2 separate regions of the Homo sapiens genome follow, and region 1 is linked to region 2. The links are chromatin loops, found by intact Hi-C in ENCODE. Cell type or tissue: testis. All regions are shown on one strand. Each heading gives the region's core, and the rest is flanking DNA. Links, peaks and the distances in the headings are about the cores only.

Evidence for each region. A loop is a pair of places that touch in the nucleus more often than their neighbours do. Peaks named below come from ENCODE experiments on the same cell type or tissue, not always from the same donor. Only the 100,000 strongest peaks of a DNase experiment are listed, where the experiment ranks them.
Region 1: it touches region 2 in a loop (4-fold over the local background); 4 of 110 quality-filtered maps call a loop at or near these places.

Annotation. Positions count from the first base shown.
Region 1 is chr5:67,797,723-67,803,106 of GRCh38, reverse strand. It overlaps LINC02997 (long intergenic non-protein coding RNA 2997), which reads right to left. Exons shown (of 3, transcript NR_130779.1): 2 at 5,351-5,384; 3 at 2,049-3,397. Among named protein-coding and RNA genes, the nearest start is that of LINC02997, 7.2 kb to the right of the region's middle. In testis, for the core only: no CTCF peak of the experiment used is centred there; DNase peaks (open chromatin) are centred at 2,986 and 3,276; H3K27ac peaks cover 3,042 bases.
Region 2 is chr5:67,266,163-67,271,546 of GRCh38, reverse strand. It overlaps TILRLS (TCL1A interacting lncRNA, retroperitoneal liposarcoma associated), which reads right to left and starts at 3,525. Exons shown (of 3, transcript NR_186086.1): 1 at 3,374-3,525; 2 at 2,011-2,254; 3 at 1,365-1,477. In testis, for the core only: no CTCF peak of the experiment used is centred there; DNase peaks (open chromatin) are centred at 2,876 and 3,156; H3K27ac peaks cover 3,272 bases.

The sequences.
Region 1 (5,384 bases), core at 180-5,179, 530 kb before region 2:
CAGCAGTGTGAAAATGGTCTAATACAACCTATTCTGGTCATCTCTGTATAACTAACTCAGAACTTTGAGAGTTCAGATCCTGTGCTTGTGGTCTACTTTCTAAATGTCAGTCTTTCTTCTTTCATTATCACTTTCTAGGAAGTCCAATTAGAAAAACTGAAATTGAGATTAGAAAATCACTTTGACTTCAAAGGGGTATTGGATGGCCTATGGTTTTTATTCATCTAATGATTCTTAGTTCAAGTATGAATATACAGATATATTTTAAATTGTCCCATCGCCTTTTAACATTAATACACAAATGTGTCTATTGGTTCTAGACTCCCACCTGTTTCACAGTGAGAAGACCAGTCTTACAGATCCCTCTTTAACTATTTCTAGGAATCTATGAGCATACACACATATGTGCCTAAGCCAGGGTTTTCCATCTTGCCAGTGCTGGCCAGCTAGTTCAATATATTGGAATCTCTGAAGTTAAAACTTTATTCTTACAACTATATTTTCACTGTGACAGCCTACTTTTACAGAGTTGCAAATTAATGGGGCCCAATATGATGGAACTGGAGCATGATAGCTGTGCCTCAGGATGAGAGATCTTGCCACTGCCCTTATAAAGTGAGTAGGGGACACTCCAGTTTTAAGCTTAGCTGGGTACTGAGGAAGGAATCCCAGTAAGGATTCCTGTTCCCAGTGTGCCATAGTATTTAATACTATGATATACTTCAATAGATATGCTTATTTTTTTTTTCTAGGTGAGCAAACACAATGGTAGGATGCCAGAATCAGGATGTCTATGATATCCTCCACCACATTTAATTTAGACCCTTTACTCACCTACAATTCTCAGGCTTGCTTCTGATTTAGATTTATTTATTCTTTTAGTGCAGTCTTTTTTTCTAAATTTATTTTTAATTGACTAATACTAGTTGTGTCTGTTTATGGGGTACAATGCAATGTTTTGATCTATGTATCCATTGTGGCAAGATTCCATCAGACTAGTTAACACTTTATCACCACTTCGCCAACTTACCATTTTTTGTGTGTGTAGTGAGAATGTTAAAAATCTATTCTTTTAGTAATTTTGAAATGTACAACATATTATTAACTCTGGTCACCATGCAGTTGCAATAGATCACTACTCCAGTTTAACTGAAACTGTCCTCTTTGATAAACATCTTTCCTTTTCCCTCCCTTTCCCCCCACTTCGTAGCATCTGGTGACGACCTTTCTATTCTCTGCTTCGATGAATTTGACTTTTTTAGATTCCACCTATGAGATCATGCAATATTCGTCTTTCTGTGCTTGGCTTACTTTATTTAGCACAGTATCTTCCAGTTCCATGCATATTATTACAAATTACAGAATTTCCTTCGTTTTAAGGCTATACAGTATTCCGCTGTGTACATACCACATTGCCTTGATCCATTCGTCTCCTGAGGGACACTTAGGTTGCTTCCATATTTTGGCAATTGTAAGAAATGCTGAAATGCATAGATTTACTTTGTAAAGACTTATCCCCTCTGTTGGGGTTATCTCAATATATCTGATACATTTGATGACTGTATCCCAAGGGTTAACAGGCTTTAATTCAGCATGTTCTTCAGATGCCGTGTAAATTAATGGATGAAAATAGATTTGCAGGAGATGGGGTGTTGCCTTTCTATACTCTACTAGGTGAGCCCTAGCTCCAGCCTAACCAAAGCCCATGTTACTATTCTCAAACCACTTTAGGGTTCGTTTTAATTTTTGGACACAGTAAGCTCTTTTTTTTTTGTGTTACAGGGAGTTTGCACTTATTTTTTTCTCTTCTGGGAACCCTGTGCCCCTGATGATTGCTCAAGTCTCAGTTTAACTGTCACCTCCTCAGAGAGGCATTTTCTTCTATTATATTACTCTATTTATTTATTCTTTAGCACTTTTCATAGTCTGCATTTATTTTGTTTATTTCCCTGTTCCCTTGTTTCATGTAAGAACCACAAGAGCAGCAGCCTTGCCTGTCACCACTACATCCCAGGGCCTAACATAGTGAAGGACAGAATACATAATAATAACAGTTAACATTTATTGGGCACTTACTATTTGTAGAGTACTGTACTAAGTACTTTTACATCTATTAACTCACCCAGTCTTAACTTGCTCGTTTTTTACAGATGAGGAAGCTGGAACTTGTAGGGGATTTAAGAACCTAGCCACACATCAAGCACTTGGTAAGAGGTGAAGCTATCTATGGTTTGGTGACTCCAAGCTTTCAGCTTTACATTATTCTGCCTCTCCTCATCTGCTTCTGCAGGCGGTCATGTTAGCACAGATCAAAGTCATGCCATGGTCCCAGTACCTTTTTTCTTTTCAAAAGTTATCTCAAGTTGTATTCATTTGCCTTTGAAGAAAACTTACTATTTTCCCCTCTATCTAGCATGATGTCTTACATTGGGGGACCATGTCCTAGGTCACCAAAGGTGTCAAAAGGCTTTTCAGCCCTGGTTTTCCAGATCTGTGCACATGTATCCTCTCCAGAATGACCAGTCACTGGTAGGAGGATGGTCATGCCTTTCTTGCTCATTCTACAGTCCACTGACCACTGCCAGAGGCTTTTTTCCTCTCCACGTGTAAGCCTTCTTATTTCTTTCATCTGGGTGGTGTCTGTTCTGGTGTTACAAATATTTTTTTCTCATTCTCTTTGTGTATACTATGTATGCTGATTTTTCCTCAGTGTTTGCCTGCCATACTGACACCAGCTCCCTCTGCACTTAATGCCCCCCTCTTATTCCACATGTGATGGGGCAGCCAACTGCCCAGACTTTAGAAGGACTGGAAAGAGACGGTTTCTTTTTTACCCTGTGATACCCTTTTTCCATTCCCCAGTAAGCTGTTCCTCCAATGCTGTCTCTGGGGGACATGTTGCTGCTCTTGCCTGGAGCTGCACTGGTTACTTGGTCTGGGCTCATGTACAGCTCTAATTCAATTTACAACACAGTTACATAACTGTTCCCAGTCTCCAGTTGACCTTGATGTCAAGCAGCGGTCAAGTTGTACCAGCCCAGAGAAAGGAGGAGGAATCTCTGGTCAGCCCTTGAGAACATTTTAGCTGGGGTTCTGGAATGGAATGTGGCACCAAAAGGCCAAACCAGACCAGTAAATTCTTTGGAAGTTTGAAAAGCGAGTGTTGTTGATTTTTGTAAGACGGATGCTGTTGACTTTCAGGGCAATCCTGTGTCACTCAGGATTGTGTTCTTGGACCAAAGATGAGGGTGCTGTCCTCTTTTCCCATGAATCGCTGTAAGTGGATGAGCCTTTCGGCCTCAATGGGAAGTGCTCCTAGGAGTGTCTTGGCTTGGAAACTTCTCAAGGACAAACCTTTAGCACATTCTTTTCTGAAGAGTTCTGGTTCTAGTCAGTTCTAAACAGTGACAAGAATAGCTAAGTTTTGCTTCTGTTCTTAATAAAGTCAGGAAGACAGGGGTTTTAGCCAAAAAAAAAAACAAAAAACAAAAAACAAACAAATACAAACTAAAGCCTGGGCAAATCAGTCAAAATTTCAGAAATGTAATAGTATGAAAACCCTCTAGGAGCAAGTACTCTGTTTATTTTGTTCTCTGCTATATCTTTACACCATGAATAATATCTGGTATGGACTAGGTACTCAGAGAATATTTGTTGGATGATGTATAATAGGATCTGTGGATTGTGACAAGTCATCTTTTTCTAGTTAATCTTGCAAAGGCTACCATACTAGAGATTTTCAGAAGTCTGTTTTACATATTTTAATCATATATGTGTTTGTGCAAATATAATGCTAGATAAATATTCTACAAATGTATGCATACAAATGTCTATATCTATCATGATTAATGATCATTAACTGGTTACTCATCTATGATAAGCACATTAGTAGATTGTGCCTGGATTTAAAGATTGCCTTAAATAAACATCTTTCATTTATACTAATTTGACTATCCTCATTGACAGAACTAGATTCACGGGACTTGTGAGATTTATGCAGTTACAAAAGGTTCCTTGCTTAGAAGGACCTCATACTTGGTTTAGTGCTCTTCAAATTCATAATAATTTTTGAACAAGATGACCCTATATTCATTTTACACTGGACCCCACAAAGGTAATTCTGCCAGAAGTATAGAGAGAACAAGTGTAGAAAAATACTATCTATCTAATATCACCTTTTATATATTAACAGCCCTGAGTGAGAACAGTTGCTTACTGACTATGGCAACAACTAGGATAACACGTGATATGGGTTGGCTGTATCCCCACCCAGATCTCATCTTGAATTTTCACATGTTGTGGGAGGGACCCAGTGGGAAGTAATTGAATCATGGGGCAAGTTTTTCCCGTGCTGTTCTCGTGATAGTGAATAAGTCTCATGAGATCTGATAGTTTTAAAAAGGAGAGTTCCCCTGCACAAGCTCTCTCTTTGCCTGCTGCCATCCATGTAAGATGTGACTTGCTCCTCCTTGCCTTCCGCTATGATTGTGAGGCCTCCTCAGCCATGTAGAACTGTAAGTCCAATTAAACCTCTTTCTTTAGTAAGTTTCCCAGTCTCTTGTATGTCTATCAGCTACGTGAAAACAGGCTAATACATCATGCATATCAAGAAAGGATTAATCTACTACTACTTCAAGACATTAACTGATTAATTAACTTTACTAATGACAAATGCACCAAATATATATTCTTTCAAAAAGAATAATCCAGAATGTAATTCGTGAATTCACTGGTAGCTCTTCTCTGCTGTCAACTATCTCCGCTTTAGCAATCTCTGCCTTCCAAAATTCAATAAATTTAATAGGACATAAATATTCATAAGTCATCCATATTGTTTATCTTTTTTGACAGCACAACCATTCTCATTCCTGAAAATTCCTATTGTTTGGCTTGTATCACATTTTAGTACTTGATGAAAATCAATTTTGAATTCGAATACATGCTGCAATCTAGTTCTTTTTAAAGGGTTTCCACATCAAATGATTTTCAAAATTTTGCTCCCCAGAAAGTGTAGATAGGGCAACATATATAATGCTAATTTTTAAAATATTACATAGCCCGAAACTGGGCACATAATAGCCAATGAGTAAATACCTAATTAAGTAAATTGAACTAACTAGCAATTAGTAATTTCCTATGTACCATGCAGGAACATACACATAATAACTTTCATGTATCTTTTTTTAAGTAATGGTTAAACTCCTAAACAGTTGCTTTTGCTCAAAAATTTTTAAAGTTGCCAAATATTAGATGGTTGCCTACACATGCTGCTTATATAAAAACAAACAAATGCAAACCTCTTTGTATTTTTCAAAATAGAAAACTGAAGAAAATTTTTAAAAAGTCAAACCTTTGAAACACGTAGTGATCTTTCAGTAGATTTC
Region 2 (5,384 bases), core at 254-5,253:
AAAGATTAAATTGCTTTAATTATCAAATAAACTGGTAATGAAAACAGCAGACCATGGAGAAACAAGCATTTTCATCTTGCAGATGGGAGTACAAAATGGTACAAACCTTATGAAGGGGAATTTAGAAACATAAAATTCTAGGTGACTTTACTGTTTAGACCCCAAAAACCCACTTCTAGGAGTCTATCTTGAAGATACACTTGCTTAAGTGAGAAATAACATATGCATATATGTACTAATTGTCTATCACAAATAGAGTAACAATTGTTCCAGTTTGTCCAAGGCTGAGGGATTTACTGGAACTCAGGATTATCAGTGCCAGAACTGGGACAGTCTTGAGTTAGTCTTAGGCAAACCAACACTGTTGGTCATCCTAGTAACAAACTACCCTAAAATTTATCACCTTAAAATAATATATATAATATATATATATATTTTATCTCACAGTTCCTGAGAGTCAAGAATGCAGGGAGAGCTTAGCTAGACTTCTACTTTTAGACTCTCACAAGACTGCAACCAAGGTGTCAGATAGGGCTGAGATCTCATCTGAAGGTTTGACTAAAGGAAGATTTGCTTCCAAACTCACTTATGTGGTTTTTGGCAGGATTTTGTTCCTCAAAGGCTCTGGAATGAAGACTCTGGTTGCTTGCTAACTGTGAACGATACGGTGTCCTCAGTTCTTTGCCATGTAGGCCTCTCTAACATATCAACTTACTTCATCAAAGCCAATAAGAGAAAGAATTTGCTAACAAGACAGAAATCACAATTTTTGTAACCTAGTAACAGAAGTAACACCTTCAATATTGCATATTCTATCTGTTAGAAGCAAGTTACTCGAGGGGAAGGATTATACAATACTAGGAGGTAGAGATCATCACCCAGGACTAGCTTAGAATCTGTCTGACCCTGGGCTTAGGAGTATCAAATACACTTTGTGTTCCATTTCAAATCCTCTCAACTCACAGCCATCCAGCATTTTCTTCCACCCAGAGGCAGTTCAGGTATGAGGGATGAGTTCCACATTGGGCAGATGTGAGGGCTAACCTGATTAAAAAGCTCACTCTTCAAAGGAGCCAATATCTCCTGAGACAACTCCCTAGACATTGCTTTTATTGCCCCAAGATGCACCTTAAAAACGTAACCACTTTCAGGGAAGCACAAAGCATCGCGTCCCTGGCAGATATTATGATTTGTTTATGGTTCCTCCCAGTCCAGATGCAATCTACCAATCGGGGTCATTTTTATCATCAGCAATGCTGCCTAGAAATGGAGTTTGCATTCTACCCTTAGGAGGTTGCCAGAGTATCAGAGCTCCACAGTTAACCATAGGTTCACCATAAGCTAAATAATCATGCACAAGGGAATTGTTTGCTTAACTTTTACTCACCCACCCTCATGTGAAAGAATCTACAGATTCCTCTCCTCTTTAAAAAAGAGCTACTATGGCTACAGGGGTGTTCCAATGTCTTTGGAAAACCTGTAAGGAAAGATATGGGTGAAGGAAAGGAATTCCAAAACCTGCTTTATCTCTTCCCCTTGTTTTTCTTATATTTCCTGCTTGAAGTACAAGGCCAATGTGTTTTGGTGGATTTTGTTTTTGTAAATAGGGAGGCTACTGTGGCAGCAAGTCAGCCAAGTCATAGGGCTTCATCTGAGAGCCTCAGTCTGTCTAAAGTGTTTGGGACTATTGAAGCCGAAAATATAAATGTCACCCACTTACTATTATGTCCTGCAGATAAGAGGGTGAGACGGTCTTACCAGGGACCAGAAAATCACCTCTTAAGCCACACTAGACCCACCATGGGTGGCAATAAGGAACAGTTTTCCCTAACCCAGCTAGCTCACTGCCTCCCAGGTAGGCCTGCATGCTTAGGGCATAGGTCCCATGTAGGTGGGGGCCTCTCACCTATAACTGTTCCTCCCCAAGGCTCCTGAGCTCATAGGCCCATTCAATTCTCTGCTCCCTTCTATAGTGCACCCTCTTTTCCTTGCCAAGATTTTGACACTTGCCTCCATTCCATGTCCCCTAGGATAGAGCTGGAGAGCGTTTAGGGTCCATATGGATGAATGGCAGGATGAAGGTCAAGCATCTATTTACACAGCAATCAAGCCATTTCCCTGGTGAGAGTGCACGCCTTAGTAAAAATCATCTGCTCCATTATGCTAAAAGGGTCTCTGGCTCTTTTCTCCCCTCCTTTGAGTTACATTATAAAAAGATCTTCTTCTGGCCTCTTAGCTTGATGGGTAGCATGCCCTAGGGAAGGGGAAGGCAAGGAACTCATTCTGTACATCAATACTTCCCATTTTACAGAAGCCTGCCTTGTTTGTTCCAAGAAACTGAATGTCCATGGAAAAAAGTTCCCCCTATAAGCAGACCTCACCTTCTCTCAGGTATAGCAGGCAAACTCTCCATGCAAACTCGTGTTTCCATCTTTAGGGCTCTGCTCTGACCTCCTTATGGCTAAATCTCCCTTTGCAGCTTGTAGACTGGCACCAATCCAATGGAGAAAACTTGGTCCTTTTTTTCCCCTCCATGAGCCCAATAAGCTTCTTTAATGATTCTAGTGGTGCTTCGGTCAATGATTCTAGTGGTGCTTGAGAGAGCCAAGAACAGGCTCTGGGGTGAAACAGACAGCTGGCATCTGTGAGCCAAGAAGGGCTGTGCAGCAGTTCTCTAATGGATTTGTTGAAGAGAGGATATAAAATACGGGGCAAAGTCCGAGAAGGCAGAGAGGGAGAGCTGGGAAAAGACAGCAGATGTTGTAAAGATACTCTTTCAAGTTTCCTGTGCACTAGGAATCTGCAGATGTACGTTGGCAGGGCTACAGTCAGAGTGCAGCGGGAGGCTGGGGTTTACACATCTGGAAATCATTTGGTAGAGGGCAGAGTTCAAATGCTTTCTGCTTCAGCTGCCTCAGACAAACCTCGCCGTGCAGGCCGGGGCTGCGTGAGGGGCTGGCCGTTCACAAAGAAGTCCCTCTGGCCCCACTCTTGTGGAAGCCCTACCTAAGCTGGTGGGTTTTCCTCTGTGTTGGTTCAGTCACATGGAAAAGTTGAAAGCATTATAAAAAGAGAGAACAGGACTGGGGAAGGAGGGAAGCAAAGAAGAGAATGCATCACAACTGAGAGAAGCCTGGCTGGAAATCAAGAAACAAAATGTACTTGGACCAAATCCAGTGCATGAGTTCACTTGAGAGCAAAGAACACCATTCAGGAGAGGGGAAAAAAAAAAAAAAAAAGCCTTTTCTGTGCATAGTAACACCCAGGGATCATGCTCACACCACATTTACTTTTCTCAGAAATCCCTGTACATTTTGCCTTCATTTATTTCAAGAATGCGGAGGGCTCTCTTGATCCCGAGGGAATTACTTACTTCCTTTTGAAGGATTTATGGGGTTCTGCTGAGAGAAAGAGCAGGTCTCCCAGGGCCAGGTCATCACCCCACTGACCTACAGCCTCCTGCTGTCAAATTGAGACGTGGTCCTCCCTCCCAGAAGGGAGCCAGGTCAAGCCAGGGGCTTTGCTCCCCTCAGAGGAGAAGCACATCCTCAGGGTGAAATTGGGTCCTGGTTCAAAGTTCCTGCCGTGCTCAACTGTGCAGATGATATGGCTTGCAGCTGCTCACAGGCTTAGCGTGGGGGCCATGTACTCATGTTTGGCAAAGTGACCTTTTGAGGGGTGGTAATGAGTGAAAGGTGCGGGGCATACCCACGTTGGTTAATCTGATCCAGGACCTCAGAAGGATCAGAGTCCACCTAAAAGGATGAGTAACAAAATACAACAAAAAATATAGTAAATGCCAAATATGAGATAAAACAAGTTTAGACAGAGCTCCTCATAATCCTCATGCCCATAGCCTGCTTATCTTTCCATATCCTCTAACTTGAGGCATGTGTCTGCTATCCCCACAGTTGCCCAAGCCAGAAAAGACCAGGTCTCCCCCTTTATCACCATGCATATCCAACTTGGCCACTGGGCCCTGTTGATGATACACCCTTAGCATCTCTTGAATGTTTTGCCTCCACCCCAATGCCACCACCCTCAATAGCTCTGGCCTGACCACCGCAGCTGCCTGTCAGTTTGTCTCCCTGATGCCAATCTTGTCCATTCTCTGAGTTATCTTTCTAAACCTAAATCTGAGCGTGCCTCTACCCTAAATGGTCCAATAGCTCTCCATGGCTTTCAGGATAAAACTCAGCCTCCTGAGCATGACATGCAACATCTTCATGATCTGGTTTTTTGTCCACCTTCCAAACCTCATCTTCAGGGATATGCTGGTAAATGTTTAACAAGCATACCTGCAGACATACCACTGCGTTATCTTATACGACTCACACTCCCCCTCAAGTGACAATGAATTTCTTTCAAATTCCTGGTCATTCCATAATTTCTCCCTCATCCGGGCCTTTGCACATATTTCTCTCTCAGCCCAAAATGACCTTCGTCCTGGCTCCCCCACATCTAGTCATCCTTCAAGTTCAAGCTTATGCAAGCATAGTGAACACCAGTGGCTACCAATATGCTACTACATAATTGTGTGCTGGTGGGGCCTGCTGCACTAGGTGATTCTTGAGAACAAAGACCATGCTTTATCCTTGTGTCCATACTGCCTTACACCCTTCCTGGAACATAGTAGATTTTCAGTAACATCTGAATTAAAGAATAAAAACAGTGCTTTATTTATTTATTTATTTATTTATTTATTTATTTATTTTGAGACAGGATCGCACTCTGTCGCCCAGGCTGGAGTGCAGTGGTGTGATCATGTCACACTGCAACCTCAACCTCCTGGGCTCAGGTGATCTTCCCATCTCAACCTCCCAAGTAGTTGAAACCACAGGCATACATACCATGCTTGGCTGAATTTTTATTTTTTGTAGAGACAGGTTCTCCCTATGTTGCCCAAGCTGGTCTCAAACTCCTGGAGTCAAGAGATCCTCCCACCTCAGCCTCCCAAAGTGCTGGGATTATAGACATGAGCCACTGCACCTGGCTCCAGTGCTCATTTTTAATTTTCTAGTTACACTCTACTTTCTTGTAAAAAGATTCAAGGTTGTAAGTGCTGCAGGCCCTGCACTGAGACGAAAACCAAGCTCTGTGAAGGACAGAGTAGTCAAAGAGTACTTCATGGAGAAGAGTTGCCAGATACAGCAAATTACAATATAAGATGCCTAGTTAAATTTCAATTTCAGATAAGCAACAAATGCTTTCTTAGTACATGTCCCATGCAATGTTTAAGAAATACCTATAGTAAAAAAAAAAAAAAGTATTTGTTTATCTGAAATTCACATGTCACTGAGTGTTCTGTACTTTATCTAGCAACCCTATCTTTGAGAAGGCTGTATTTGAGCAAGATCTTGAAAGATGAGTCAAATTTAGAGAGG